Regions from separate parts of the Homo sapiens genome. Here all the other regions are linked to region 4. Evidence: chromatin loops called from intact Hi-C (ENCODE). Cell type or tissue: gastrocnemius medialis. All regions are shown on one strand. Links, peaks and the distances in the headings refer to the core of each region. The heading gives the core; the rest is flanking DNA.

Region 1 (6,295 bases), core at 420-5,419, 150 kb after region 4:
CCTCCTCCCTCAGCCTCCCAAGTAGGTAGGACTACAGATATATGCCACCACGTCCAGCAAATTTTGTTTGTTTGTAGAGATGGGGTCTTGCTATATTTCCCAGGCTTGTCTCAAACTCCTGGCCTCAAGTGATCCTCCCACCTTGGCTGCCTAAAGTGCTGGTATTACAGACATGAGCCACTGAACCCAGCTGAGAGCCTCACTTTCATCACCTGTGCTGTGAGGGGTAATATATGCTTCAGGTTTTCTGGAGAATCCTTCTTGCAGAGAAGTTTCTGAATGAAACGACAGATTCATCTGGATTCAGAACTCCAGGCAGAAGCTGCTTAACAGCAAAAATCTGGCATCTTCACTACATTTTAAGATTTTAGGTAGAACTAAGAGGGATCAGATATAGAGGAATAAGGAATGTGAGAAGGAAAAAGATATAGTAGTTTAGCTAAATTTTTCTTAGAGTTTCTTGGTGGGGCTGGCCATGAAGTAACTAGTCTGACTCATTTCTTCTGGGAAGGCTAAAAGAGACACAGATAGCTTCTCTTTTACCTTGGCTTTAAGGAAAAGCCATTTTATTAACAAAAGTATTAGACACGACTGCATAAGAAATTTGCTGTGTGAGAATAAAGAACAAGGGAGTAGGAGGGTGGGACAGAGAAGGGTGAGAAGTTGGCTTCGTGAGGGCCACCTGTCAGTTGTCTTTGTGCCTTGTGACATCAAAACTGAAATGTTTGTATTACTGTTGTCCATGACTTTTTTTTTCTGTGTCAGACATACAAATTGAATTTGGTTGTAATGTTTTAAACGTAATAAAGAATTCTTACCTACATTTGTTACCAAGAACTCATAATTAACACAACTATGGTTAATCATGATCTGACATTAAATGGCCTCAGCAAGAGAAAGAATCATATGATACATGTCCTTCTCTGATTGTTGTAAGTACAGTAATAGAGGAATACATATTGTGGGGTTACAGAGGGGGCTGGTACTGACAGAGCAAAAGGTATGCTTTTACAGATTGTAATAAGCTAGATAAATTCTGTTGTCACTCTTACTGCTCTCCACAGACTGTAACATTCAGAAGGAGATGAAGGGTAGGAAAGGTGGTTGGATAAGGTGATGGTACCTAGCTCATTTCCAAGAGGGGCACAAGCATATGCCTGCTAGAAATTACACTTGGGGAAGGGAGGAAGGAAGCTATTCGTGGGAGGACATTTCAAGTTCTGTTAAGATTTGAGAAATTCCACAGCACCATAATTAAGAGGAGGCAATTAAAAACCTTTGTTAGCAAAAGAAGTGATAAATACCTCTGAGAACTATTAATCCTGTTTTGGATGGCTAAGCCCTCTCAAGGGAATTCCAGATTTTAGTGGCCTTGTCAAGCAGAAAATCTGTTTTTGCTTGAAGCATCTGGGCTCAATTTTTTTTAAGTAGTTAACTTAAAAATGTTAACATGTAGATTTAACTTAAAGATAGACTCTAAAACAGTTTGATTACCTCTGGATTTTGTATTATTTTGTGTTTTAATTCCATTTAGGTTTTTCAGCTTTATAAAATATTTTTGTTTTTATTTATAAAGTATTTGTTTAGAATCACCCACGTGTTTTTTCTACACATCTTTTTTTCCTATATTTCAGATCTTCCTTTTGAAATATTTTCTTTCTGAAGGAAGTTTACTTCAGTAATGATTTGTTGGTAGGATACTCATCAGTCTTTGTTGATGTAAAAGTCTTTATTTCATTCTTGTTCTTGAAAGATAATTTCACTGATTATGATTCTAGATTGATAGTTATTTTCTTTCAGGACATTGAAGTTATTATTACACTCCCTTCTGACTTTTATTTTTGCTTTTAAGAAGTCAATTACCAGTTTAATTATCCTTCCTAATCTGTCTGGTCTCTCTGACTGTTCTAAAGATTTTTTTGTCTCTAGTGTTCTTTGGTTTAATTAACATGTGACCAGGTGTGGATTTCTTTTTATTTATCCAAATTAGGATTTGTGGTGTTTCCTAAATCCGTGGATTGGATTTCCCATTAAATATGGAAAACTCTCAGCTATATTAACACATCAAATATTTCCTCTTCTTTTTAAACTCTCTCTTGAGAATTCCAATTGTTAGATTTTTTTTCATTCTATGCCCCATATTGTTTAATCTATATTTTGTATTTCCTCTCTCTGTGTTTTCTATTCCCTATTCAGGTAAATTTCTTCAGGTTTATCTTCCAGCTCACTAATTTTCTTTTCAGCTAGCTCTAATCTCCTTTATTTGAGTTTTAATTTTAATTAATATGTATTTCATTTCTAGGAGTTTAGTTCTTTTTCAAATTTACATAGTCCCTGTTGTCTTGTGACTTACTCTTTTTTTTTTTTTACAATGCCCTCTTATTTATCTGAATATCTTAAAGATACTAACTTAAAATTTTATATCCAGTAATTCCAATATCTACAGTCTTTGTGGGTCTACTTTTAGAGTTTGTTACTTCTGCTAACTTTCACTCACAGTTTTTTGTTTCTTTATGGGTTTTATAGTTTTTTATTTTAAGCTCATGTGTGGTGCAATGCCATATTACATTGTGCCAGTCAAGAAAAACCTTTCTTGCTCCTTATCTGCCTTACATTTCTCCATAATGACTCTATATATACACAGCAACCCTGGGGAAGCCAGGAAGAGTGAATGATTGAGTAAGGAAGAAGTAAGTGTGCTAAATGGGAAAAAATGAAAAAGGCACACATACACGCATTGTGCATTTCTTTCTAATGCAACCTGTAGACTGCAAACAAAATCTTAAGATGGGGAGGGCAAGAGGCTTTAACTTTACATATTCTTTAGAGTTTGATAATATAAGAGAATGGCTGTCTTAATTATAGACATAGACTGTTTTAGGGTTTAAGAGTGAACAGAAGGCTGTTAATTGTTAAGAGTGGCCAAATAAATTATGGATGTAGATTTCATTCAAGAGGCAAGGAAGGCCGGGCCCTGTGGCTCACACCTGAAATCCCAACAGTTAGGGAGACAAAGGTGGGAGGATAGCTTGAGCCAGGAGTTCAAGACCTACCTGGGCAGTATAGTGAGATCCCATCCTCCACAAAAAGGTAAAAATTTAAAAAGACAAGAAAAAAAAGAAGCAGCAAGGAAGGACTAGACTCATAGGATGGATTAAAATTAGGCAAAACAAATAATTCATTTTTCCCTATGATTATCTAATTCTAATCCAATTTTTATATGCTTTCATTTCAAGAAATAAGAAGTAGGCTAATTTCAGGTTCTCTTAGAAAATCTTGGCAGAGACATCCTAATCATACTCATCACACCACTTAGGTGAAAATTATATTTTCTGCTGAATTGGTTATAAGCATTTCCTGAATACTTATCAGGTGGCCTAAGATGACTCACCAAAAATGGCATGAGGTGTAGAAGTAGCTAGGAAGTTGCTTAGAGGTGAGTGAGTTGGTCTGACACGCCATCTAGTGGCACACATCCAAGAGAGTGACTCTATTGCTAACCTTCCAGTATTGGATGGAGGTGTGCCTCACATTACTTAAGGGAAAAGCTACATATGAATTTATATAGCTTATTTTAATGCTATATATGAATTTATATAGATGAATTTGGCTTTTGAAAAACAAATTAAGTGCATTAGGAATTTTTTCTTTAAAAGTGATATGTTTTTCTTACACTTTGCAAGTTTAGAACTTGCCATATTATGTTTTTGAGGCAGGCTTCTGTGGATATAATGTGGGGAAAACCATGAGGTTTTTGCTTGGGATCAAGTGGGATTTAGGTGCATGCCTTTTGTGATTTAAAGCTATTTTAAAGTGTGCTTTTAACACCATGGAATTACAATTGTTTTCTGAAGTCAGGTCAGGACTCTGATTCTGCAGAATTATGGTGAAGCCAGTTTCTCTTTAACAAGCAAAAACCGTGTCATCAAACTGTACAACCAAAGGACCTAAATAGTCCATTCCCTAGTCTTCAGCTGTACAAAGATGAATCAATCTCTCTGTCTCTTGTTCTCTCTCTCACTGTCTCTAAAAACCAAGCAGAGGAGAAAATTCCAGACATGTTAAAACACTTTACTTTTTTTTAAAACAATCCTTGCTCTCTGGAGATATTTTCTCACATTTTGTTACAAATTTTGTGTAGAAGCATAGCCACAGTGGATTTTTTCTGGCTCTTTTTCTTTCTCTGAGACGTTAATGTCCAGTAGAGCAAAGCTAGAAGGATATATATATATATATATATATATAAATATATATATTTATATATATTTATATATATATATATATATATATGTATGTATACACACACACATATATATGTCAATTTCTATTAACCTTGTTTTTGGAAAAACGCTTTGTTCAACTGAATGTAGTTAAATTATAATGGACATTAATATACAACCCCACCCTCCCAGCCTCTTTTTGTTGCTGGTATGACTTAGGCACCTAGCTTTTCTCATTCCCTCAGGCCAAGGCGATAGCCTCTTATGTTTCATTCCTTTGGCAGCTGTATTAGTAAAAAAATTTTTGGTTGCAAATGACAGGAAGATAGCTCAGACTAGCTTAAGAACAAGAAAAGGAGAAATGGAGCTCATCTATTAGAGAGATCCTGGAGTAGCTCACAGGCTGGAAGAGCTGTAGGAACTGAGAACAAACCTGGGTCTCAATGTAGTAAGATTTAAGATTCCCTGTCCATCATCCACACCTACTTGTGTTTTTACATCAATACATTTTCTCAGTGAGGATAGACTTACTCCAAAAGGCAGGAATATAGCCACTAGCAGTCTGAGAGTCACAACTTTCCAGCTCATTTGACCAAGCAGGCAAAAGGCTTTACTCATGAGAACAATCCTGGAGAAAGACTGCAGTCAACTCATATTGAGTCATGTGCCCATATCTGAGCTAATCATGTGGCCAGAGATGTGGCAAGTCTGTTTATGACCAGGAAGGTGAGACTGCGATGGACTGGATAGTGGGATAGGAAGATTTCTCCAAAGAGAGAAGAGAGTTGTTATTAATAGAAGAAGTGAGAATAGTGATGCTGGGCAGACAAAACACATACACAACACCAACAGCTATCTGCTACTGCATCCGAAAAGATTCTTTATCTGCAGCCACAGAGCCCTGAACAACCAGCCTTTCCGGCTTCCTTTTGTTGCCAATTCCCTCACACGTATTATTCCAACCCAAGGCTTCAGGGAGGCTGTTTTTACCACAGTTCAGTGACAAATCCTACCAGAGCCTTCCATATACCAGTGAATGTCCTTGGTTATACTTGTCTCGTTCTGAATTTAGAAATCCATCTCTGTGTCACTGCCTTCATTAGGACCTTTCGTCTCCTCCCTGGATTCTTCTGGTACCCTCATTTCTTGTCTCCTACTTCCTGTTGTCTCCTAATTATTCACCTTCTACTTTTTTTGTTAGAGGTTCCAGACAGTTTCAAGAAAAATACTTAATGCTGGGCAAGGTGCTTCTCCCTTCCTCTCTAAGTTCCATAGAACAGGGGACATTTTGCTTCTCTGTTGCTATGGACTGAGTGTTTTGTGTCTTCCCCAAATTTTTATGTCAAAATCCTAATCCTAATGTGATGGTATTTGGGCATGAGGCCTTTGGGAGGTGATTAGGTCAGTAGGGTGGAGCTCTTATGATGGAATTAGTGTCCTTATAAGAAGAGACAGGAGAGAGATTACTTCCTCTCTTTCTCTGCCATGTGAGGATACAGCAAGGTATCTGTCTGCAAACCAGGAAAAGGACCTTCGCCAGGAACTGAATGTATTGGTGCACTGAGCTTGGACTTCCCAGATTCTAGAACTGTGAGAAATAAATTTCTGATATTTAAGCCACCTAGTCTATGGTATTTTTGTTACAGCAGCCTGAAGTGACTAAGACACCTATCCACCTCTTCATTCCTTTCTGTATAAACAGGAAAGGAGAACTACTTGGATTCCTTGAGTGTCTGAAGTTCATCATGCCACATTTCCCAGTGTAAAGTAAGTGTTTACGCACCCCACATTCTCTTTTCTGGTCCTACACCTTTCACTTCCTGTTCTCAGGGATGGCCAGCACGTCTGTGCTTCCTTCTCTCATGTGAAGGAGAACATGTGACTTGGGCAGAGTCCTTTCTTTGCATCTCAGCTTCAGACCAAAGCGGCCTTCTCTAACATGGTTATCAGAAACCCTGCATTTTGGGAGTTGGTTGTTCTTTGGTGAGCTCCCATTTAATTTGTAGCCTTTATGTATGTACAGCATTGGTCATGGAAGAATAGGGCTATGTCACTCAAAATATGTATAATTTTTA
Region 2 (6,295 bases), core at 482-5,481, 84 kb after region 4:
CAATCCCAGCTGTGGCTTCCTGGGAATCTTGTTCTGGTCCCATACAGGTCATTGTTGTGACATGTTTGTCTCATTGCAGTAGAAAGTTTGAAGTATTGCAGAGCCAGACCCCTTCCTTGGCTGTGATGAATCAATCTCTCTATTTGGGGTCCTGTCCTATTAGGTCAGAATGAATGAACAACTGGAGCTTAACCAGATACAAGGCTCATTAGAAAACATCAGCTCAACAGCTTCTCAGGAGAACAAAAAGATAGGTATTGCTTCTTAAACATTACTGTGCATTGGAAGCACCTGGGGAAAGTGGTTAAACTGCAGATTTATGGGCTCCACCTGGAGTTTCTGAGCTCATTATTCTTAGTAGAGCCTGTGAATCTGTGTTTAAGCAAACACAGTAATATGATCCTGATACTGGAAGTTCAGAAACCACATTGGGACTCTGGGTGCCATATCCCATCACCCACCACCAATATGGCAAAATAACACCATTTTCCCATCCTCTTTCCACCTCCATCCCTTAGGCTACATGTTTTGAATCATTACATATATTTCAAAATTTATATTAACCCTTCATCACCTTGGTAACAACATGTGCAAGGTGATGGAGGGGCACACATTGTGATTCACTCCAGTTTAGCATCCCCTTCAGGATGGCCTGGGCGCCACTCACTCAGGAAGATTCAGGATACACCATGTGTACCTCTCTGGCTATAAAGTAGACATGCAGGGCACTACATGGAAAACACATTTCTGGGATGATGGACAAGGCAACTGCATTCTATGATTCATTGTGGCACAAGCTCTTCTCCAAGTCTCCTGATTCAACTACACAGACACCTCCTCTGAGCAGACATGAGTTCATTTCTGTGGGCATTCACGTTCCACTTCATATACACATCCAGGCTTCCTTCACTCAGTCCATCTCCCATTTTTCACATGTATAAACTTGCTCATATGTCCAAGTTTTGCATAAAATGCCATTTTTTTTGAGACAGGGTCTCACTCTGTCACCCAGGCTGGAGTCCAGTAGCGTGGTCACAGCTCACTGCAGCCTCAACCTCCCAGGTTCAAGTGGTCCTCCCATCTTAGCCTCCAGAGTAGCTGGGACTACAGGTATGTACAACCACGCCTGGCAATTTTTGTATTTTTTGTAGAGATGGGGTTTCACCATGTTACTCAGGCTGGTCAAATTCCTGAGCTCAAGCAATCCGCCCACCTCAGCTTCCCGAAGTGCTGAGATTACAGGTGTGAGCCACTGCACCTGGCCAAAATGCCACTGTTATGTGTGCTTAGATAATAAACACTATTCAAGCTCTTTTGTGCACTGTGACACACACACATAGATGCAGTAAATGGCACAGCATAATACAAATATATCATCTCAATCTTCTGGTGTAGATGTTCTTTTTGTGGTGCAAACAGTATATGCTTTAGAGTCAGATTCAAATCCTAGCTCTGCCACTTACTAGTTGCCTGATCTTAGAGAAGTTAGTTAAATGCTCTGGGCCTAAGTTCCCTCTTTAGGGTTAAATGAGAAGGTTTGTTAAACATGTAGAACTCTGCCTAGAACCTAAAGGAAACCCACAAGTGTTAGGTACCTCCTATATTTTTATTTTTCTGTATATGAAAGGAAATAGTCCTCAAATTTCTCTCATGCAGTACATAGCATGAAAAAATCATCCTGGCCAAAATAAGCAAAGAAAGAGTTTATGAAAGGATATTGGGTGGCTCAAAGAATTGCTGGGGAAGTGAAGAGCCAAGTGTAGAAGAGAGGCTAGAACCCAGAGAGCCTGCAAGACCACAGCCAAAAATCACACCTTGGAGCATCCTGGTGGCTTGACCTCTGCCACAGCTGATCATGTACACTGGATGCTGCTGCTGCCTCAGTGACAAAATCAATTCTCCACTGTCCTTGTTTCTTATATCCACCACTTGCTCCAGAATCAAAAAGCTCTGAGGGAGAGGTCAGCCTGGCTATGCCAGGGGCCCGGGCCTGCATTCCAGCTGGGATGGTCAGGGAGGTGGCTCTAGACTTTCTGGCTTCTGCAGTTGGAATTTCTCAGAATAAGAAGGGAATTGAGATGTCAGGCAGCCATAAAAGACAGCTGCCCAGGGTCTATTCTTCCCATTTCTCACATGTTCACATACATATTCTCCCTGTCTGTGTACACATTCACTCTTAGGTGTGGAGTCTGTCTGCTCCAGGAACTCCCCTCCAGCCTGGCACCACTCTGTTTTCAGATGCTACTTGAGACCTTTCTGCTATGTCTCTTTCCTCTGCCCAGAATGCCCTCGCCTGCCCCCTTTCCACCAGGGATCCTTGAATGGCTCAAATCTTGTGCTTTCTGCAAATGCCAGCTCAGATGTTACCCCTCCTTTATCGTGGTGCCCCCTCCCCACCCACGACTAACTTAGTCCTTCCTCTATGTTCCCAAGGCACTTTCTCTATGTCTCCATTATTGCACTTGCCCCGTTTTACTAGGAATAAGTATCATGTCTTTAATGGTCTGACCTTCCTCCCTTTCCTCGACCCAAGATGAGGCTCCTAAGGGCAGGAAGTCTATCTCATTCCACTTTGTAACCTTAGTTCTTAGCACCTAGTAGAGGCTTCATAAATATATTTCTTAAGCAAATCATACATTTCTCAGTTCTCTCTCAACACATACATTTTGAGACACAAGACAAATCCGTCTGACAAATAGGAATAATCCATGTGAATGCGTGCTGGAATCTATAAAGTGTTGGATGGATTTAAGCCGTTATAATCATTTATCTCATTCTGGTTTTACATATTTTCTGTTAAAGGGCCGGATGCCCTTATTCTACCTCATATTTTAACAGGAAAAAGTAATGACGCGAGATTCCCGCCTACCTTTTTCAATTCTGCGGAGCCTCTTGCCTGGTTCCTTGCACTGTCAAAAAGGAAACCAGACGGAGGGGCGGGGGTACCGCAGAAGCGAACATTCTAGCCTAGAGGACTTGCTAGTTAAGTCCTGTAAGAAGTTACGCCAAGTCCCCGCCGTCCCCCACCCTCGCCGCTGTCACTCTCTCCCCGTTCAGGTTGGCTGTGGCTGCCCGCAGACACAGGCTCCCCTGCTCGAGTCCCCAGCCAGCGTTCTCGCCCGGGTTCCCGAGCGCGGGCGTCCCTGGGAGAAGCCGCGATGGTCGCTCCCCGCTCGGCGCGGCCCGCGGGGCGGCCTCCCCCGCGCCTCTCGCTGCCTGCCACCCAGAGACCCCCTCTCTCCGCGTGGCCTCAATCACTCCACGCTGACCTTTGGGCCGCCGGGGGCCAGCACGTGACCGAGAAACTTTGGCAGTCGCGGCAGCGGGCGGCGGGGCGGAGGCGCGGGAGGCGGTGCGGCGGCCGAGCTCCCCCGCGCGGCGGGCTCTGCGGCGGGGAGACGCTCGCCCCGTGCCGCGCTGCCTGGGCATGCGGATGCGCCGCCGAGCGCTGCGCGGACCCCGGAAGCCCGCGGCAGCGCGCGCTCAGCCGGCGGCGCGATCCAGCCCCCGGCCCCGCCTGCGCGGCCGGCCCGGCGGGCGCTGCGCCCAGGGACGCCCGGTGCCCGCCGCTCCGCCGCCGCCCGCTGCCGCGGGGTGACAGCGATCCTTCTGTTCCAGCCATTTCCCACTTTCCTCACTCCGTAATTCGGCTGGGAAGTTGGGGAAGATGGATAGGGTCTTGCTGAGGTGGATTTCTCTCTTCTGGCTAACAGGTAAGAGTCCTTTTCAACAGAAACGAATAACTTTGTATATTCCTGTAGTGGTTCTGTTCTCACCGCGCCCCCCGCCCCCCCATTTTCCTCCTTACTGACCATGTTTAAAGCTGCTTAGCGGTCTGGTGGAAAGTGGGGGAGGGGGCAACGTGTGTGTTTGTGTATGTGTTTGTGTGTGTGTGTGTGAGAGAGAGAGAGAGAGAATGATGGGGGCGGCGGGGGAGAAGCCCAATGACAAGTGAGACGCATCTAGATGCAGGTGTTTGACTCATTGGCGCTGAGGTTGTTCTTTCGAATGCATTTCCCCTCCATAAAACGGTTCTCCTTCGGTCTTATCCTGAGTTTGTAATGCTGTGAGTCTTGTGAAAAGCCTGGCTGGAATAAAGGAAGCTCAGAGGGAGCTGATTAATTAAATGAACTGGTTTTCTGGAGGTGGAGGCTAGAGGACTGTCTCCTTAATTTCTTCCCTAGAGAAGGAGGGGGACCCAGGGCATTCTCTCTGTGGCTCTCTGGAGGGTGCAAGGAACTGGAGGTTGGGAAGAAGATGGGGATGGAACCTTCACTGGTTGTGGAGTTTAGAGCCTGGCTCTCTCTTACTTGGTATCATTTGGGGAGTGGTCCCAAATGATAATTAGAAAGCAGAAGAGCCTTTCTAATAGGTGCACTCTCCGCTCCCTAAAAGATAATTTGCAGAGAGATTTAGAGGCATTGGGCTTCTCCCCAGCATCAAAGTCACTGGTCTAGCTGGGTCCTCTGTGCCCTCCCCTCCTTTTTGGTGAACTTTCTCCCCATTCTGCTGGGGTCAGTAGATGCTCTTGTTCTTAACCTATTTCCCCACATGAGGATTCCGATTCCCATAGGGATACAGGGCCTTGGGGTGGCCAGCCCTGAGAGATTCACAAAGCAGCCCTGCTGAAGGGAGTAGGATGGGGGTGAGGAATGTCTGGATAGCTTGGACTGGGTCAGAGGCAACCATTCAAATCAAGGTGGAGGCAGAATGATGGAAGAAATGGAAAAAGGGATCAGAAAGGTGAGGACAGGATGGGGGTGGAAGGCAGGAGAGAAAAGGGACAATAGTACCACATGAGAAGTTTTGTCACCTCTAGCATCACCAGCCAGAAGATCTGGACAAAATCAAGGCACTAGGCAAAGGGGAACAAGCTTAAAATAGCTAAAACAAGTCATGTAAAGGGGGTAAAATACATTTAGCAAGAAAAGGCAAATACCCCATTTCCCTTAGCTTCAGAATAAGATTCTTCATTGCCTAAATATTTTTCCCATTTCAAATGAAATGCCCCTAACATTGCCGTTGCCCCACTGCTGGGTTTAGGCTGGGGGAGGCATCCTCAGCAGAGTTAGCCTCTTCTTTTGGCTGCTTTGAGTTCATCCCTCCCACATTATTCAGATATGAATCATCTCTAATTTCAGGGTTTGGCTGATCCATGCCACCCCGCTCCCCTGGCCTCCCAGTGCCTTCCACTCCCACCCTCACTGATTCTTCACATCCTTAATCTGCCTCTACTCTCGGTTATCAATATTCTCAGGGCACTTAGTCCTTGAGCCTGTATCACAACAGCACTGAAGTCAGCCAGGCATCGGGGGGGGGGGGGAGGGGTCCCTGAGTCAGAGGTGCTCTTTACAGACACGCTGGGGTCTGCCTAAAAGAAGTACTCTGGGGGTTTGCAGGGAGTGAGAGAAGAAGGGAAACATAGAGCTCTCTTTAGATGGCTCACAGCTTTTTATGAAATGGAATCATATCACTGGAGGGTACTACAGGAACTGTAGTTCAGCCCTCTCAGTTTATAGAGATGGAGTCCTAGAGAGGCAATATGCACATAGCACGTTCATGATTGATTAGGGACTAGATTCCAGTTCTCTCAAACTCCAGACCAGTCTCATTTGCCCTCTCCTAAGCTGCCTCTCTGGGCTTTTTGCTGGAGGGCTTTTTGTTTTATTTTTGTTTTGAGGGAGGTGATGGCTTTGTCTGTGCCTTCTGCCACCTGCACCTGGAGAGGCTGTTCTGCTTGGAATCAGGCAACAGGTTAGTTATCAGGACCAGCTCAGCTGTCAGATGGCTGGGGATTCTTTGCTCCAAAAGTGAGACTGACTCCTGGGATCCCATTGATCATCCTCTGCTCCCTGCTCCTGCTTTCTCCTCATCCCATCACTGCTGTCAGAGGTGTGGACAGACAAGCTGCCTCTCAGCCTCAGCAAAGTAGAGGAGCAAACAATGGCGGCTGGGGAGGGGAGGGAGGAGACAGAAGCAGACAAGGAGGAGATGAATTCAGACTCATTCTTCACAGAGAACCATGAGACGAAAGGTGAGAAATTTTAGTCCAGCCCAATCAATGAATTCTCTTTTGAGGGGGTGGTAGAAAGGAAGGGAGACAGGGAAGAACAGATTAAAAATGAGACAGAGAGCCAGGAAAAAAACCACATTCATTCTTCCTCTCCCTCCCTTTCTCTCCCCACCATCTCTCTCCCACTCCCTCTCTATTTCTCCTCCTCTCCCTTCTCCTCCTGTTTCTCTTTTTTAATGCAAGCTGAGCGATTTCTAATCAGCACTTCAGTTTTTTCCTCCA
Region 3 (6,295 bases), core at 655-5,654, 180 kb after region 4:
AAGTAGAAATAATCTGTTCAAGCAAGCAAATTCCAGTAATCTCCTTTGGTTATATCTGGCTCCAGAAATGATGGGCAGACACTGCATGTTTTCTGTAGTCCCCCTTGGGCTCTCCATAGCAACCAGATGGAATGGATTCCATTGCCCTGGCCTGGTTGGTTCCACAGTATCCCCTACCTAACATGGAAATTGTTGGAATAGACTAGACATTAATTTGTGTGGACATGTTAAGTGTTTCATAAATGTCTCCTAACATCATTATTATCTGTTGAGAAGCTGGCTCTGCTTGGCATTAGAACATACACAGACAGTTCCTTCTTTCCATTGTCCTCTTTTCTGCATATAGTGGAAAAGGTTGAGGCTCCTATTATTGGCATTCTGCAAAAACCTGCCATGCAGGCCTAAAGCAATACAAGTACTTTGAGGTTTGAGGCTACCCAGGAGTCCGTTATATCTAGCAGTGACCGCCATTACTATTTTGTATTGGGTAGTCATCCCTCAGGTTGAAATCACTGCCATGGAAGCAGCCAAATTTCATGACCCTGGTTTACACCAGCTGTCACCCTCTTCACAGGCAAATGGAACATCACAGGCTTCCAACAGATTCTAATAATGCAGAAGTAGCAAAGGGCACACTTCTGGAATTTTTTGTTTGAAGTTGCAAGCCCCGCAAATCCTACTAGGAAACAGAGCAAAGCCAGCTGGGTTAGGATCTACCATAAAGGTACAGTTCCACAAAGTCCATTTTAAATAACATATGGAAATTGCAGTAGTCCTAGTTTCATGTGGGTGAGACCTGCCTCATCTTCTTGAACTGGGGTCAACCATTCAGATACTATTTTCTAGGTTTGTACTCTACAAAACAATTGGTAACTTGGGGAAAGCAATAAACTCAGGTGTCATATATTTGTAATTAAAAAAGACAGGACTGGGTACAGTGGCTTACACCTGTAATCCCAGCGCTTTAGGAGGCTGAGATTGGCCAACTGCTTGAGCCTAGCAGTTCAAGACTACCCTGGGCAACACAGAAAGTCCCCTCATCTCTACAAAAGAAAAAAAAAGAACTGGGCATGGTGGTACACACCTGTAGTCCCAGCGGCTTGGGAGGCTGAGGTGAGAGGATCACTTGAGCCCAGGAGATCGAGGGCTGCAGTGAGCCATGATTGTGCCATTGTACTCCAGGCTGGGCAACAGAGCAAGATCCTGTCTCCAAAAAAAAAATCCATCTCTATAAAAAATAAAATTAACCAGGTGACAGATCAAGAGGAGAAGGAGGAGGAGGGGAAGGAGGGAGAGGAAGAAAAAGAAAACAAAAAAGATTATTCTGCCTAAATCTCTTACCTATCTGATGTGCATCTAGTGAGGACAGTGCAGCCTGTAGAGGGGGAGTCTCTCAAAATGTGGGTGCAGGGCATGCGTGAGCTCCATCCCCACAGTGTGCAGAAATCATGGAGCTGCAGGGAGGTGTAGTAGAATGTGGATGGTTGAAAGGATGGCATCAGCTACATTGGTTGGAGGGCATCAGGGAGTTTTCAGACCATTCCAGCTTGTCTCAGATGAAATCTTTAGGAAGAAATGGACAGGGGCACTCACACTAGAGTAAGCAGTAGAACATGGTAGCTAGAGTATGAGTTCTGGAATGGGGCTTACTGGGCTTATGTCCAGTTCTACTAGATGTGTAACTGTGGGCAATTTTCTTAACTCTCTATGATTTAGTTTATCTCCCTGTAAAATGGGAGTAACAATAGTAGTACCTACCTTGTGGGGGGTTGTGGCAAGGATTTTAAATCATCGCCAAAAAACATATTCAGTACAATGCTTGGCAGATATTAAGTGCTCACTGGAGTTAACATATTTTTGTGGTTATTGTGGCAAAATGGACTCTGGTGTCAGTGAGATCTAGGTTCCAGTCTTAACTCTGCCACTTCCTGTGTAACCTAGAGCAACTGAACTTTCCTGAGTCTCAGTTCCCTCACTTATGGCCTGGGGATAGCAGCAATTCAAACCTCACTGGATTATGGTTTGGGCTAAAGGAGGTAATGTAGTAGACCCACTTCGTAGCAGGGAGTTCGTACATATCAGCTGTTGTTATTTCCTAGAGCCTGATGAGAAAGAGCTCACAATGGGTTGCACTCTACTCTCTTCCTCACTCAGGACCCAAGGTGGGTGGTAGGGTGGGGGAGAGGGTAAACTCTACAGGTGGCCTCTGTATGCCCTGCCTTTACACTCAACTGCTGTCAGGCCCCTTTGGTCCGCAGCTCCCAGGTTGTCCCCAAATGTGACAATTCGTCAATTTCTTCCTGTAGGTAACAACCCTGCCTGTAATATGTCAATGATTTTGAGTCTATCCCTGCCGTTATTGGAGGGTCTGAAAGTGGCACCTTTGGACAACCAAGATATTTTATGAGTCCAAGGGGTAGGACTTCCCAGGGTCCGCAGAAGAAATGCTCAAGCGTCAGGTGGCCACCAGAGACCTGCTGCCGGTGGCCAAGGGTATCATCCCGGGCCAAGGCTCCAGGTTGGGACGCGGAGACCCACGACCCTCCTTGGGATCCCGGGCATCCTGGAGGAAAGGTGAGGGCGCATCACCCCCTGGCGGCAGCCGGGCAGACTCCAACCGGCCGAGGTGATGCTGCGCTCAGGGCCGTCTCTTCTTCCTCTAGCGAAGGCAAGCGGTGCTGCTGCAGAGACATTTCGCTCGCGCCGGGGCCAGCTCTGCATTCTCGCTTCGTTTCTCGGACAACAGCCGCTTTAGTGCTAAGAGCAGCACCGTGCCGCCCGCCCATCCCGACCCCAAAGCCAACTAATCCTCCCACACCCGCTTTCTGCAGGCGGCGGGGTTTTCCAGCTGAGAGGCCGTGAGCGCCTAGAGTTGGGTGACCACAGGGAGAGTCCTTCCTGAGGGACAAGGGCCACCCGCGCCGCCCGCGCCGCCAGAGCCGGTGAGTTCCTGAACCTGAGAGAACCTAGGACGCACCTGGGCAGGTGCCTGGGTGGCGGCCCTTGAGAGTCAACATAAGTCAACGAGGCCAAGACCGAACCAGCCGGCCTGAAAGTGCGCGATGTCCTTCCTGTCCTGAGTGAGTGGGCATTATCCAATCTGTTGAGGGCTTGACTAGAACAAAAAGAAAGAGGAAAGGCCAATTCTCTCTCTTGAGCTGAGACGTCGTCTCCTTCTGCTCACTGCCCATGGTCTGGGGCTTCCTGCTCCTTAGCCTTAGGAGTGCAGGACTTATAGCCGTGTCTTCACCTTCCCGCAGTCGCCTCCATTCCTCGGGCCTTTGGACTAGGACTGAATTATACCACCAGCTTTCCTGATTCTCTAGCTTGCAGATGGCAGATGGTGGGACTTCTTAGCTTCCATAATCTCATGAGCGATAATAAACACACACACACTTTTTTTCTATTGGTTCTGTTTCTTGGCAAACTGGGAATAGAGGGTGACTTTCCAAATGTACAACAAACATCATACTTCCTGGTGAAATGTGAGGAGTGCCATGAAAGCCAGGTGCTCTGCCAAGAGGCCCACCGTGAGTACCAATGCTCTGCACTGCAATGGAAGTTCTAGTCTTGAGCTGTTGAATACTGTTGCCACTAGTCACAGGTGGTTATTTAAATTTAAATTGAATTAAAAATTCAATTCCTGAGTCTCACTAACTGTATCTCAAGTGCTAAATAGCCATACATGGCTGCCGTATTGGAGAACCCAGCTCTAGGACATTTCTATCATTGTAGAAAGTTCTATTGGACAAAGCTGGTCTAGCCAATGCAAAAATCAAAAAATGAAAAAAGAGGCCTAAGAGTTGGAAAGAAAAAGGCAAGCTTTTCCTAATCTGTAGACAATATGATTGCCCAGATAGAATATCTAAGAAAAATCTGCCGGTAAACTATTAGAAATAATAAAGGAGTTTAGCAATGTCAGTATACACAAGATAGGCATAATAATAGCTATGACATATTGACTATTACTACACATCTGGCACTATGCCAAGGCTTTCATGTACTCTTACATGTTACAATAATTTAATTTTTACAAGAACCCTGAAGTAGCATTACTATCCCTACGCTGCAGATGTGGAAACTGAGGCAGAGTGATTAAGTAACTTGCTCAGAGTCACACAGCTAAATTAGAAGAAGCCAGGATTCAAGCCTCAGGCAAACTAGCTCTGTAGTTTGCACTTTAACACCATGCTATTTTGCCTCCATTGGATTCCGAAGTCCCAACAAATCAAATTAGACAACATAATAGGAGGCTGGGCATTGTGGCTTATGCCTGTAATCCCACCACTTAGGGAGCCCGAGGTGGGAGGATCGTTTGAGCCTAGGCGTTCAAGACTATCCTGGGCAGTATAGGGAAACCTCATCTCAACAAAATAATTTAAAAATTGGCTGAGCATGCTGGTGCACACCTGTAGTTCCAGCTACGCTGGATGGAGGCTGAAGTGGGAGGATCACTTGAGCCTGGGAGAAGGAGGTTGCAGTGAGCTGAGACTGCACTACTGCATTCCAACCTGGATGACAGACCTAGACCTTGCCTTTAAAAAAAAAAATCTCTTCACGAGAACAACATTTGTAAAAGAAATTAGGCATAAATCTCCAAAAGATGCAAGACTGAACGCCTTACTTTGGGGAAAGTCCTGGCTCTCAAGGATAGAGAATGCTGTGTGGTATAATTGTGGCTGTAATTCCAGACAGTGAACCACCTCCTACATTTCCACCAACAAATCTGGCCAAATCTTCTGAAATTCATTTATCAAGTTCCTTCCCTGGGGTCAGATTTTTCAGGGCGACACCAGACAGCAATTCATCTTTCTGGATCAGCACTTGTGGCTTTCCCTTCTTCCAGAGGGTGATGTCAGTAGTCTAGTCTTCATCGAGCATAGTCTTGCTATGTTAGTAGCAACTTCAGTGACAGTGCATCAGTTTGGAATCTCTACCTGCCGAGAGTGCCAAAGATTTCTCCAATGCTTTACCTTCGTCACTATACAAACATATATTTTTTAGCACTGTAGAGAAGCTCTTATCCACATTCTGAGTAGTGATCAAAGGCTTCAAAATTTCCAAATTTTATTTGGCTACGTGGTTACAGAAGTCTGAAGGGGTTCTTTTCCAAACCTTTCCAAACATGAAACTTCTAGCCTCCACAACTGTGAGATAATGTTTCAATTGTTTAAGCCACCTAAACTGTGGTATTTTGTTGTAGATGTCTGAATGGACTAAGACAAGTACCTATAAAACTTAAGAGGGTCTTAAGCTGGGGCCCATGGGCCCCAAAAAGGCCCATGATAGAACTGTGTTCAATAAAATTGTTTTAAATGTAATCCTACGTTATTTATGCATTAAAACATTATTCTTAGAAGGACTCCAAAGGTATCACCAGACTGGCAGTGAGATCCATAGCTTTGAAAGAAAAAGATTAAGAACCTCTTTACCTCCTTCCATCAGGCATAAAATAAATAGATGTAGTATCAGGGCAAGATGACTCTCAACTTATTTTCAACCATAAATTTTACTAGGGCCTAATATATTCCATGTTTATAACCTTTAACTATATTAAAATCTGTAGACTGATGCAGATATAGAGGAGGAAAACATTACATAGAATTTTCTAAAATATTTAATTCCAACACACATTTATGTTGAGTTTGAGCCACCATGTACCACAGTATAACCATATGTATAGGTACCATATGTATAGTTACCATATGCGTGTACCTTATGTACCACAGCATACATATAAGTATTACAAATTACAGCCAATGTTATAAGTTCAACAAGAAAATTGAATATATGATTAATAATATTTTAAAGCTGAACTGTAAGAGTCCTTCTAGTAAAGCAGAGCTGCTGATGTCTGAAATGGAAACAACTCGCACATTTGCTGACAGTGCTTTGAGAAGGCTAATGAGTCAATGGTAATGGGTAAGTGGAGTAAGAAAGTCAATCAAATATTTTTGCTATGCTAGGCCCTGGCCACTGTAAAGAAGGAGTCTATGATTTATTAAAAAAACTAAACTAAATCTAAATATCATATAATGGATAAAGACAGAATAATAACTATATAATCTTCGGAGCTGGAACATCTCAGAACTCCTTCAACATCAAATCTTAATGTCAATCCAAAAGACAAGTGTTGGCAATGATGGGGAGAAATTGAAATCCTTGTACACTGTTGGCAGAAATGCAAAATGGTGCAGCCACTATGGAAAACAGTGTAGAGGTTCCTCAAAAAATTAAAAATAGAATTACCATATGATCTAGCAATCCCACTTCTAGGTATTTATCAAAAAGAATT
Region 4 (6,295 bases), core at 450-5,449:
TCACGGACCCCCGCTGCCCCAGACACACCACCGTTTTATGGCTCCACACAACGACAGCACCATGTTGCTGTAAGGGTCCCACCTTCTTAGGGGAGGCGATGGTGGATTCAGCTATAGTTGCCAGGAGACCAGTTTTGTACTGGGCAGCTTGGTATTGGACCTTTCAGTCAGGAAACTGAAAAAAAAAAAAAAAAAAAAAGAAAGAGCTATATAAAAATCCTACCATCCTTTCCACACCCAGAGCCAATGGGTGTGGAAATACCCTGGTGGAGTCCCAGGGCCCCTAGTGCCACCCCTGCTCCTGAGGATCAAGAAAGACAAGGCTTGCTGGGTGCCGTGGCTCATGCCTGTAATCCCAGCACTTTGGGAGGCTGAGGCAGGAGGATCACTTGAGGCTAGGAGTTCAAGACCAGTCTGGGCAACATTGTGAGACCCCTGTCTCCAAACAAAATTTTTAAAAAATTAGCTGGGCATGGCAGGACTCACCCTTTAGTCCCAGCTACTCAGAAGGCTGAGGTGGGAGGATTGCTTAAGCTCTGGAGGTCGAGGCTGCAGTGAGCCATGATCACACCACTGCACTCCAGCCTTGGTGACAGAGCGAGACCCTGCCTCAAATAAAATAAAATAAAATAAAGTAAAATAAAATAAAATAAAGTAAAATAAAATAAAATAAATAAAATATTTTTTAAAAAGAAAGACAAGGCCTGAAAGGTGTCCATCCGATTTAGCTTCTGGGAGGTCTTTCAGTTCAGTGTAGGTGGAAAAGGAGGCCAGAGGTGGAAAGCAAAGCCAGCAGGGCACACAGCTCTTCTGAGAAGATGAGGTGCCCCGGGGGTGGGGATGAGGACCCGGGGGAAGAATATCTGGTGTCCTGGATAAGCCCAGCCGGACGGATGCACACATTGGGGGTGCACTCAATCCAGGAAGAGCTTTATCACTCGTTTGGGGGCAAATCGACTTCTTAAAAAAGTTAGTAGACACTTTGGGAGGCTGAGGCAGGCGGATCACGAGGTCAGGAGATCGAGACCATCCTGGCTAACACGGTGAAACCCCGTCTCTACTAAAAATACAAAAAATTAGCCGGACGTGGTGGCGGACGCCTGTAGTCCCAGCTACTCCGGAGGCTGAGGTAGGAGAATGGCGTGAACCTGGGAGGCGGAGCTTGCAGTGAGCCGAGATCGCGCCACCGCACTCCAGCCTGCAGCCTGGGCAACAGAGCGAGACTCCGTCTCAAAAAAAAAAAAAAAAAAAAAAAAAAACAGTTAGTAGAATCCACTCGACCTAACTTAAAATAGGTCAATGTAATGTAGGTTTTCAACAAGCTTCCAGTTGTGTTTACGTATTTCTGGTTGGCAACTTTTTATCGAGTGTGTCTGGAATTTTTGTTGAAACCACCTGGCAGCTCCCCGGGGGCTCTGTGGCCTCCTCTCTCTGGCCTATGAATAGTCTAGTGACTCCAGCCATGGTCATGGTAGGTGTGCTGTGGACACTGGTAGTGTCTGATCTTCTTTCCTGCAAAGTGTGTATATGGAGACCCAAAGCTGAAGGTTACAGGTGGCAGATGCTATAATAGCTTTATACCCAGTGGTGATGTAACACAGAAGATGCATAAGAAGATCAAAGAAGGTTTCTCCAAGGAGTGGGTATTGGAGTCGACAGTGGTTAAGAGCATGCCATGGGCTTGACTCCTGGCTCGGACACTTGTTAGCTGTATGACCTTGGCAAGTGACTCAGCTTCTTTGTGCCTTAGGTTCTATGTCTATGAAATGGGTACAATGCTAGTGTTTACTTCATAGGGTTGTGAAGATTAAATAAAAGTAGATGTGAAGCATTGAGACTAGTGCCTGGTAGGCAGTAAGCACTCATTTAATGCTAAGTGTTATTAGCTGTTATTTGAGTTGGGTCCTCAAGGATGAGGAGGCTTGGCATGGAGAACAGGAAGGAATCATGACTGTCTGGTGTGGCTAAGGGGTAGGGTGCGTGTGTAGGTGTAGGAATGGTGGGAGATACTCTTGTTAAGAAACACAGTGATGAGAAATCATGAAGAGCCTGTGCGTTACGCTAGGGAGGTTCGTCTTTGCCCTGTAAGCCACGGGTACCTTCTGAGGAGCCTCACAAAGGGGCAGCCCAGCTGCAGTTCTCTCCTGCCTCCACAGGGAGACTCTTCTGGTTGTTAGAAGCCAAAACTTAGTTCTTTCATTATCCAAAAGGGAGAATCCTGAGGACAGGAAAGGAGGTGAAAAGAGAATTGCTTCTTTAATTTGTGAAAGCTTTAATTTGTGAAAGCTTTATCCTGTCTCTAGTTAAGATTTGCTGAGTCAGAATGGGGACCTGCAGGTGACAGAAAAGAATATGGTTAATGTCCATAACAACATGCCCTGGCATCTGGAGACATTGCGGGGTGAGGGCAGAGTTCTCAAAGCCTTCGTTTCCACTCTGCTTTGCAGAGCCTTGGAGAATCTGCCAATTCTGGCCAGGTGCAGTGTGGCTCATGCCTGTAATCCCAGCACTTTGAGAAGCTGAGGCGGGTGGATCGCTTGAGTACAGGAGTTCGAGACCCACCTGGGCAACATGGTGAAACCCTGTCTCTACCAAAAATACAAAAATTAGCCTGGCATGGTGGTGTGTGCCTGTAGTCCCAGCTACTTGGGAGGCTGAGGTGGGAAGATCCTTGGGCCTGGAAGGCAGAGGTTGCAGTGAGCCAAGATGGTGCCACTGCAGCCTGGGCACTAGAGCCAGATCTTATCTTAAAAACACAAAACAAACAAACAAAAAATAAATAGAGAGAATCTGCTAATTCTTCTTCCTCTGTGGGTCAGCCCAAATTATTTCTGGCTTTTAAAACATTTCAGTCCACCATGGACGATTTGGAGAGGAGGGTACCTCTGCTCTCCTACATCTGAAGACAATTTCCAACATTAGAGATTCATTCCTTTGACTAAACCCTCAGTGGAAACAAGCTAGCAGTGAAAAGAACAGGGAATCCAGAATCAGGAAACAAGAAGTCCTGACTTCTCCACTTTGGAGCTGTGAGTCACTCACAGCCTCTCGGACCCTTAGTACTGCCCTTTGAAAAAAACTGGGATTCCCCAAAAGCTGTGAAGAGGATGAGAGGAGATCCCATGTGTAATAGCTCTGAACAGACTTTGTAAGCTGTGTCCCAGGAAGCTGAGTTTCATGCACTGAAGAAACAGGAATTTGGATATCAAGGAAGTGGGGGAGGGGGTAGTTCTGGGGCCTGGAGCACTTAAGGGGAGGCGGTTGTGAAGGGTGGGGACCAGTCCAAGGAGGATCGTGAGGGCCCTTTGTGAGAGAGAGGTGGCAGCAGGGGCTTGTCGACAAGCTACAGGATTGGGTAGGGGTTGGGGGGATGCGGAAACGTTAGGTCTTGTCAACGTGACATTAGCGTCTTGGTGAGACAGGAGGTTCTCTTGAGGGGAATCTCTCCACAGCTGGAGCAGAGGAAGGTGGGAAGCGTATGACCGTCCTGTGCATTCCCCTTTCTGACCACAAGGTGTCGCCACTGCAGCGGAAACATTAGTTTTCTCCGGATATCAGAAATTACTAGTCCCTTTCCGAAGGAAAAGGGGCTTGGGAGCCCCAACTCGGAATCAAAGAAGGTCCTGTGGCACAAGACCTGCACTGGTTCATCCCAGCAGCTTCCAGTGCACACGGTTTGCATCAGGGAACTGGGGGAGGATAGCGCTGACTCATTGGACTAGGAAACCCCATGTTCCCCACCCTAAACAAGGCCTAGAGCTCAAAGCTGGACTCTGACAACTAAAAAAGTCCTGACTGTCTGCAGTGTGCTGCCTACACTAAATCCAGAGTCCGAGCTTCACACTCTTAAGTGGTGGGGATCTGTTATGAGCTCTAGACCTCCTAAGTATGCCCAGGGCCATAGAGCATTTCCTAAAGTGTGTTCCTTCAAGATGCCTCTTAAAAATAACAAATCCGATTCATTTAGCAAATGAGAGCATGAATACCACACCCCGCTGTCAGAAGTTCCCAGTGCTCAACAGCATTGTAGGAGCTCTGAAAGTGCTGCCCTTAGAAAGATTACTTAATCCTAACTCAGTGATTCCTAAACTTGCTTTTTTAGGGACTCCTTCTCCATGCCGCATGTTAATATCACATGTAAACAATGTTCCAGAAAACATACTGAGGCGTGGAATTCTAGGATAGAAGGGGACACATTTTATGAAGAATGAGCATCCAGAGAGTAGTGTCCTGGGGGTCAAGGGAAGAATTTGAAGAAAGTACAAGTGAAAAGACTGAAAGAAAATAGCACCAAATCAAAGTGTTATTTATAGGTGATGGAATTATGAATGATTTTTATTTGTTCTCTCTTCTTTAAAGAGGCATTCCTTGGCCCTTTGGATGAGATTAAAACCCCTTGCCATAAGCTCAGATAGTACCTCCATCTTGAACTGTAACCATCATTGTTTCATGTCTGTCTTCTTTGGGAGACTGGAAACACCAAGAGGACAGGGACCCTCCTCATCTCGTTTATAGCTGTGATCAGCAGCTAAAGATTTTCTGTATTGAATTGAATTGAAATAATAGTTTTATATCATTTATAAATTATTATAAGGAGCATACATTGCTTTTATCATACAAAATTTTATTTTTATACATATTTTTTTCGAGATGGAATCTCGCTTTGTTACTCAGGCTGGAGTGCAGTGGTGCGATCTCAGCTCACTGTAACCTCCACCACCCAGGTTCAAGCGATTCTTTTGCCTCAGCCTCCCAAGTACCTGGGACTAGAGGCGCACACCACCATGCCCGGCTAATTTTTATATTTGTAGTAGAGACGGGGTTTCACTGTGTTAGTCAGGCTGGTCTCGAACTCCTGACCTCAAGTGATCTGCCCGCCTTGGCCTCCCAAGGTGCTGGGATTACAGGCGTGAGCCAATGTACCCGGCCACAAATTTTTAAAAGAAAATTATCAATGGCTCCAGGGAGTTCTAGACCTGAAACAGGATTTTTGTTCCTGTTTTATAATTTCTTAATTTTGTGACCTTGAGCAGTTCACTTAACTTCTTTAAGCCTCCAGTTAACTCCATGAATTGGAGATTGAAATATTGAGGATTGCTGGAAGGATGAAAGGACATCACATTTGAGGATGTGTACTGAGCAGCACATCCGGAGAAGGAAAATCTTGAGATGCAATCTTGCAGGAAAGTGACGGTGGGGCGGAGAGAGGACAACTCCCCTGGTTTTGCCCCTAGCACCAAGTGGCAAGAGGCAAAGCTGGTATGATTGACAGGGCCAGATCTGTGACCTGAAGCTTGGACTTGTTACTGAGGATTACGTCTAGTGGTTGCTGGGCAGCCCCTGAAATGTCTGAACAGAGCAGTGACAGGATCGTATTTACAATTTAGAGCGTCTCTTAGGGATGGCGTGTAACCACCTGGTGGCAGCAGGGATCAGGCAAGGCTGGCTCTGCAGCAAAATTAGAGGAGGTAGGTCTCCAGCTCCTCTCAAAATAGCAGTTATAACAAAGCATCTTGGATGGCAGGACATATACATATGCCCAAGCACAAAGCTCTTGCTTTCAAGATGAAGAAATTCATAGGATGATAGATTGAGGGGAAAGGTCTTCCATGAGATATTCTGGTCCGTTCTCTTCGATTCAGGAGGATCAGGTGTTTTCACTCCTGCTTTCCGAAGGAAGCCTACAGCTCAAAGAAGTTAAATGGCTTGCTCAAGTGGCGGCAGATGTAGAGGAAGAGTCTAGACAGTCTGCCTCCGTCCCACCCCAACAGCACACACATTCACCACCCCCCATACCACACACACTACACATGCAACACACACCACACATCACACACCACACACATTACACCCACCACACACCACACATCACACACTGCACACCACACATACTACACACGCCACACACACCACACACAGTACACACCACACACACCACATGCAGCACACACACTACACACACCACACACACCACACACCACACACACACCACACACATTACACACTCACCACACACACTACAAACGCTGCCACATACACACCACACCACACGCACCACACTACACATGCCACACACACCACACACACGCCATACACACACCACACACACCACATACATCACACACTACACACACACTACACACACCACACACCCACCACACACCAGACACATCACACACTCACCGTACCACACACACTACACACACCACACACATCACACACTCACCACACACACTACACACACCACATACACACATACCACACATATGCCACACACACCACATACCATACACAC
Region 5 (6,295 bases), core at 402-5,401, 270 kb after region 4:
CCTAGCACTTTGGGAGGCTGAGGTGGGTGGATGACTTGAGCCCAGGAGTTCAAGACCAGCCTGGGCAACATAGTGAGACCGTGTCTCTATAGAAAAAATCCAAAAATTAGCCAGGCATGGTGGTGCATTCCTGTAGTCCCAGCTACTCAGGAAGCTAAAGTGGGAGGTCAAGACCTGAGCCCATGGATGTCAAGGCTGCAGTGAGCCATGACTGTGCCACTGCACAGATGTGAGTGAGACAACAGAAGTGAGACCTTGTCTTGAAAATACAAAAAAAGTGGGGGTCGCTTCCAAGATGGCCTTTGCTCTCTGAGGTGGAGCCCTGCCAACACATAAAGTCTGGCTCTACTCTCCCAACAAGCAACTCCCAGAAGTTAGGCAATAAGGATGTTGGAGAGCCCAATCTTACAAACCCAATCTTGTCGTGCAAAGTTTTCTAGAGACAATGTAATTTGAAGCACAAGTTTAGACAAGTGAGTAGCAGGACATAAGGCTAGAGGTTGATTCTAGCCAGACGCTGTGGCAAGTGCTAAATTTACATAAGCTATCTATTTAATTCTCACAGTGTGTGAAATAGATATTATCATCCTTTCCTCTTATGGAAAATAATAGATATCATCATCATTTTCCTCTTATGGAAAGTGTTCATTTTACAAATGGATTCCTTACTTTTCAAAAATATGCACTGTGTGTTTCTTTTCATGGCAAGTTCCCATATTAAAATTTGACTCTTTTAAATAAATACTTAATTATAGTGTATATATAATGCTATGTATACAGCAGGCATTTAATTCATTATAGTTTGACATTTTTTTCAGATGGTTCTGTTATCTCCAAAAAAGTTTATCTGACCTGTCACCCAGTTATTTTTTGTCATCTTCCAACATACCTCTTACTCTACAACTTTTCTACTGTCATTCCTAATACAGGATAAAAAAATCACAGCTCAAGAACTCATTCTAAAAACACCTACATAATACATACTTGTGTGAATTTATGCTTGACCAGTTAGCCAAGCATGTCTGTAGTTATAAGTTGTAATTATATAGAATTGGAAGAATAATATGGGAATTTTTTCTAGAATTATTCTAGGTCTAAGAAATAACAGTCAACTTTGTATAACTTCATTTCGACCCTTTCATATGATCAGATTTTAATTTCAATGGGATTGTATTTGAATGTGGGATTGAGAAAAGGGTTGAGAGATGAGAATTTTTACTTTTGTCCAAACTGTTTACTAGAATAATAATAATTATTATTATTTTAGAGATGAGGGTCTTACTGTTGCCCAGGCTGGAGTGCAGTGGCACAATCATAGCTCATTGTAACCTCAAATTCTTGGGCCCAAGCAATACACTCCACCAGCCTTAGAAGTAGCAGAGATCACAGGTGCATAGCACCACATCTAGCTAATTTTCAAAATTTTGTAGAGATGGGATGTTGCTATGCTGCCCAGGCTGTTCTGGAACTCCTTGGTTCAAGCAATCCTCCTACTTTGGCCTCACAAAGCTCTCAGATAATAGGTGCAAGCCACTGTACCTGGGCTGAAAGAATTTTTAATTATGAGAAATACAGCTAACCAGGGAGGTGAAAGATCTCCACAATGAAAATTACAAAACATTGCACAAATAAATCAGAGAAGACACAAACAAATGGAAAAACATCCCATGCTCATGGATAGGAAGAATCAGCATAATGAAAATGGCTGTACTGCCCAGAGAAATTTACAGATTCAATGCTATTCTTATCAAACTACCAATGATGGAACCAAAAAAGAGCCCGAATAACCAAGGCAATCCTAAGCAGAAAGAACAAACCTGGAGGAATCATGTTACCCAACTTCAAACTATGTTACAAGGCTCCAGTGACCATAACAGCATGGTACTGGTACAAAAACAGGCATATAGACCAACGGAACAGAATAGAGAGCCCAGAATTAAGGCACCTACAACCATCTGATCTTTGACAAAGCTGACAAAAACAAGCAATGGGGAAAACACTTCCTATTTAATAAATGGTGCTGTGATAACTGGCTAGCCATATACAGAAGAATGAATCTGGACCCCTTCCTTACACCATGTACAAAAATCAACTCAAGATGAATTAAAGACTCAAATGTAAAACCCAAAACTATAAAAACACTGGAAGACAACCTAGGCAATACCATCCTGGACATAGGAACAGGCAAAGATTTCATCACAAAGACTCCAAAAGCAATTGCAACAAAAGCAAAAATTGACAAATCAGATCTAATTAAACATAAGAGCTTCTGTACAGCAAAATAAACTATCAACAGAGTAAACAGACAACCTACAGTATGGGAGAAAATATTTGCAAACTATGCATCTGAGAAAGTCTAATATCCAGCCTCTATAAGGAACTTAAACACATTTACAAGAACTTAAACAAATTTACAAGAGAAAAACAAACAATCCCATTAAAAAGTGGGCAAAGGGTATGAACAGACACTTCTCAAAAGAAGACATATGCAGCCAACAAGCATATGAAAAAAAGCTCAATATCACTGCTCATTAGAGAAATGCAAGTCAAAACCACAATGAGATACCATTTGACACCACTCAGAATGGCTATTAATAAAAAGTCAAAAAACAATAGATGCTGGCAAGATGGTGGAGAAAGGGAAAAGCTTATACACTGTTGATGGGAGTGTAAATTAGTTCAACCAGTGTGGAAAGTAGTACAGTGATTCCTCAAAGAGCTAAAAGCAGAACTACCATTTAACCCAGCAATCCCATTACTAGGTATATACCCAGAGGAATATAAAGCATTCTACCATAAAGACACATGTATGTGTATGTTCATTGCAGCACTGTTCACAACAGTAAAGACATGTAATCAACCTAAATGCCCATCAATGGCAGATTGGATAAAGAAAATGTGGTACCTATACACTGTGGAATATTATGCAGCCATAAAAAAGAACAAGATCGTGTCTTTTGAGGGAACATGAATGGAGCTGGAGGCTATCATCCTTAGCAAACTAACACAGGAATAGAAAACCAAATACCACATATTCTCACTTACAAGTGGGAGCTAAATGATAAGAACGTATGAACACAAAGAAGGGAACAGTAGATACTGGGGTCTACTTGAGCGGGGAGGGTGGGAGGAGGGAGAGGAGCAGAAAAGATAACTATTTGGTACAGGACTTAATACCTGGGTGAGGTAAAGATATGTACAACAAACCCCTGTGATAGGTGTTTATCTATCTAACAAAACTTTACATGTTTACATGTACCCCCAAACTTAAAATAAAAATTTTAAAAAGATATTTTCAATTATTCCATTAGTCCCTCAACTTTCTTTGTGGTGGAAGTCTCCCTTCACTACTTACAGACTTACCTTGTGTCTATTCCCACAGTGTTTAACTTTTACCAGTGGCTATATCTGGAAAGTATCGGATAATAAGCTCCACCAATCTGAAAATGATTTAACATATAAGCTCTTATAGAGGGATTGTATTTTACTGAGGGGCTAGTGAAGACTGATAAGTCTTTAAAACCCAAGAAAAATGGGGTTTGTTGCATTTCAGATATTGAATCTGGACTGACAGGAATATATATTGCATTCTGGTTTATCTGGGTGCCTCTCAAATTATACCATGTGGTCAGAAGTCCACTCTGCTATGATATTGAGTAGGGCAAGACATACTTTTAAATACAGGTACAGCCCATTGGTTCTGAAGTTTTAAAATGGGAATAGTGCCTCCTCCTGGCTGCAGTAAGCCAGTGAAAACAAGTGTTGCCTTCTCCAGCTAGGAGGGAACACAAAATTCAGCATGGAGCACTGGCTGTCCAGGATTGCTGAGCCATCCTCCAAGAAAAGAAAAGACAAGGTGTAGTCTGTGGTGAAGATAATAACATTAATGTTCTCTTCAGTGCCATCCGCAAAGATGGTCTATGTCCAGGTGAACTCCTTCACATTCAGTTTTACCGGCACTCTTCTAGAAATTATGTGGTTGGGCAGATCATCACTAACAGTAACCTGATGGGTGAGAAATCTGTAAGACAAAGTGAGATTCTAGGGAGTGAATGTAAATTTTATTTAGAAAGGAGCTAAGTAAATGTCTCTGGGAAGAATAACAATGCATCAAATTATATTCCTCCACAGGGAACTTTGGGTTAAAATATTTTAATAGAATACATAGATTTGCATCAGTCTATCCTTCCAGTGTTTGTGGTAACCTGTTGTGGACAGTGGGAAATTCCAAAGGATTAACCAGCTTTGGGTGAGTTTGTTCTCTGAGAAATATTGATATCTAGCAATTAAAAGTGACTTTGGGCCAGGCACAGTGATTCACACCTGTAATCCTAGCACTTTGGGAGGCTGAGGTGGGTGGATGACTTAAGCCCAGGAGTTCAAGACCAGCCTGGGCAACATAGTGAGACCGTGTCTCTATAGAAAAAATCCAAAAATTAGCCAGGTATGGTGGTGCATTCCTGTAGTCCCAGCTACTCAGGAAGCTAAAGTGGGAGGTCAAGACCTAAGCCCATGGATGTCAAGGCTGCAGTGAGCCATGACTGTGCCACTGCACAGATGTGAGTGAGACAACAGAAGTGAGACCTTGTCTTGAAAATACAAAAAAAAGGGGGGTCGCTTCCAAGATGGCCAAATAAGAACAGCTCTGGTCTACAGCTCCCAGCAAGATCGATGCAGAAGAGAGGTGATTTCTGCATTTCCAACTGAGGTACCTGGTTCATCTCACTGGGACTGGTTGGACAGTGGGTGCAGCCCACGGAGGGTGAGCCGAAGCAGGGCAGGGCATTATCTCACCTGGGAAGGGCAAGGCATTGGGGGATTTCCCTTTCCTAGCCAAGGGAAGCCATAAGTGACTGTACCTGGAGAAGCAGTACACTCTTGCCCAAATACTGCACTTTTCCCACTGTCTTCACAACTGGTAGACCAGGAGATATCCTCCTGTGCCTGGCTTGGTGGGTCCCACACCCACAGAGCCTTGCTCACTGCTAATGCAGCAGTCTGAGATCGACTTAGGATGCGGGAGCTTGGTGGGGGAAGGGGCATCTGCCGTTGCTGAGGCTTGAGTAGGCGGTTCTATGCTCACAGTGTAAACAAAGCAGCAGGGAAGCTCAAACTGGGTGGATCCCACTGCAGCTCAGCAAGGCCTACTGCCTCTATAGATTCCATGTCTTGGGGCAGGGCATATTTGAACAAAAGGCAGCAGACAGCTTCTCCAGACTTAAATGTCCCTGCCTGACTGCTCTGAAGAGAGCAGTGGTTCTCCCAGCATGGCATTTGAGCTCTGATAACGGACAGACTGCCTCCTCAAGTGGGTCCCTGACCCCCGTGTAACTTGACTGGGTGACACCTCCCAGTAGGAGCTGACAGACACCTCATACAGGCAGGTGCCCCTCTGGGACAAAGCTTCCAGAGGAAGGGTCAGGCAACAATATTTTCTGTTCTAAAACCTCTGCTAGTGATTCCCAGGCAAACAGGGTCTGGAGTGGACCTCCAGCAAACTCCAACAGACCTGCAGCTGAGGGGCTTGTCTGTTAGAAGGAAAACTAACAAACAGAAAGGAATAGCATCAACATCAACAAAAAGGACATCCACACCAAAACTCCATCTGTAGGTCACCAGCATCAAAGACCAAAGGTAGATAAAACCACAAAGATGGGGAGAAACCAGAGCAGAAAGGCTGAAAACTCCAAAAACCAGAATGTCTCTTCTCCTCCAAAGGAACACAACTCCTCACCAGCAAGGGAACAAAACTAGATGGAGAATGAGTTTGATGAGTTGACAGAAGTAGGCTTCGGAAGGTTGGTAAAACAAACTTCTCTGAGCTAAAGGAGTATGTTCTAACCCATTGCAAGAAAGCTAAAAACCTTGAAAAAAGGTTAGACGAATGGCTAACTAGAATAACCAGTGTAGAGAAGAGCTTAAATGACCTGATGGAGCTGAAAACCACAGCACAAGAACTTTGTGAAGCATACACAAGCTTCAATAGCTGATTCGATCAAGCAGAAGTGATTGAAGATCAAATTAATCAAATTAATGAAATAAAGTGAGAAGACAAGATTGGAGAAAAAAGAGTGACAAGAAACGAACAAAGCTTCCAAGAAATATGGGACTATGTGAAAAGTCCAAATCTATGTTTGATTGGTGTACCTGAAAGTGATGGGGAGAATGGAACCAAGTAAGAAAATGCTCTTCAGGGTATTATCCAGGTGAACCTCCCCAACCTAGCAAGGCAGGCCAACATTCAAATTCAGGAAATACAGAGAACACCACAAAGATACTCCCTAAGACACATAAT

What was found. Peaks named below come from ENCODE experiments on the same cell type or tissue, not always from the same donor. Only the 100,000 strongest peaks of a DNase experiment are listed, where the experiment ranks them.
Region 1: it touches region 4 in a loop (19-fold over the local background); 99 of 110 quality-filtered maps call a loop at or near these places.
Region 2: a loop joins it to region 4, with 12 times the contacts of the local background. A loop is called at or near these places in 37 of 110 quality-filtered maps.
Region 3: a loop joins it to region 4, with 9 times the contacts of the local background. A loop is called at or near these places in 50 of 110 quality-filtered maps.
Region 5: a loop joins it to region 4, with 16 times the contacts of the local background. A loop is called at or near these places in 3 of 110 quality-filtered maps.

What each region holds. Positions count from the first base shown.
Region 1 is chr1:166,907,732-166,914,026 of GRCh38, reverse strand. ILDR2 (immunoglobulin like domain containing receptor 2) reads left to right here. Exons shown (of 10, transcript NM_199351.3): 10 at 1-5,840. Among named protein-coding and RNA genes, the nearest start is that of TADA1, 35 kb to the right of the region's middle. In gastrocnemius medialis, for the core only: a CTCF peak has its summit at 3,449 (motif pointing left); a DNase peak (open chromatin) is centred at 3,456.
Region 2 is chr1:166,972,641-166,978,935 of GRCh38, reverse strand. ILDR2 (immunoglobulin like domain containing receptor 2) reads left to right here and starts at 3,396. Exons shown (of 10, transcript NM_199351.3): 1 at 3,396-3,713. The coding sequence starts at 3,668. LOC124904449 (a long non-coding RNA gene) reads right to left here. Exons shown (of 3, transcript XR_007066714.1): 3 at 6,189-6,295. It also overlaps a transcript of MAEL not described here. RefSeq lists silencers at 2,977-3,026, 3,147-3,436, 3,497-3,546. In gastrocnemius medialis, for the core only: no CTCF peak of the experiment used is centred there; DNase peaks (open chromatin) are centred at 3,005 and 3,285; H3K4me3 peaks cover 1,405 bases; H3K27ac peaks cover 214 bases; H3K27me3 peaks cover 1,055 bases.
Region 3 is chr1:166,880,784-166,887,078 of GRCh38, reverse strand. No RefSeq gene overlaps it. Among named protein-coding and RNA genes, the nearest start is that of TADA1, 7.7 kb to the right of the region's middle. RefSeq lists enhancers at 2,364-2,863, 2,864-3,365. In gastrocnemius medialis, for the core only: a CTCF peak has its summit at 2,596 (motif pointing left); no DNase peak of the experiment used is centred there; H3K27me3 peaks cover 1,320 bases.
Region 4 is chr1:167,056,551-167,062,845 of GRCh38, reverse strand. The region is part of intron 4 of GPA33 (glycoprotein A33); the gene reads left to right. It overlaps GPA33-AS1 (GPA33 antisense RNA 1), which reads right to left. Exons shown (of 6, transcript XR_922249.3): 2 at 4,419-4,539; 3 at 2,100-2,218; 4 at 83-175. Among named protein-coding and RNA genes, the nearest start is that of GPA33-AS1, 7.0 kb to the right of the region's middle. RefSeq lists an enhancer at 5,519-5,638. In gastrocnemius medialis, for the core only: CTCF peaks have their summits at 3,517 (motif pointing right) and 5,430 (motif pointing right); no DNase peak of the experiment used is centred there; H3K27ac peaks cover 259 bases.
Region 5 is chr1:166,783,617-166,789,911 of GRCh38, reverse strand. It overlaps the pseudogene FMO11P. Among named protein-coding and RNA genes, the nearest start is that of POGK, 53 kb to the left of the region's middle. In gastrocnemius medialis, for the core only: no CTCF peak of the experiment used is centred there; no DNase peak of the experiment used is centred there.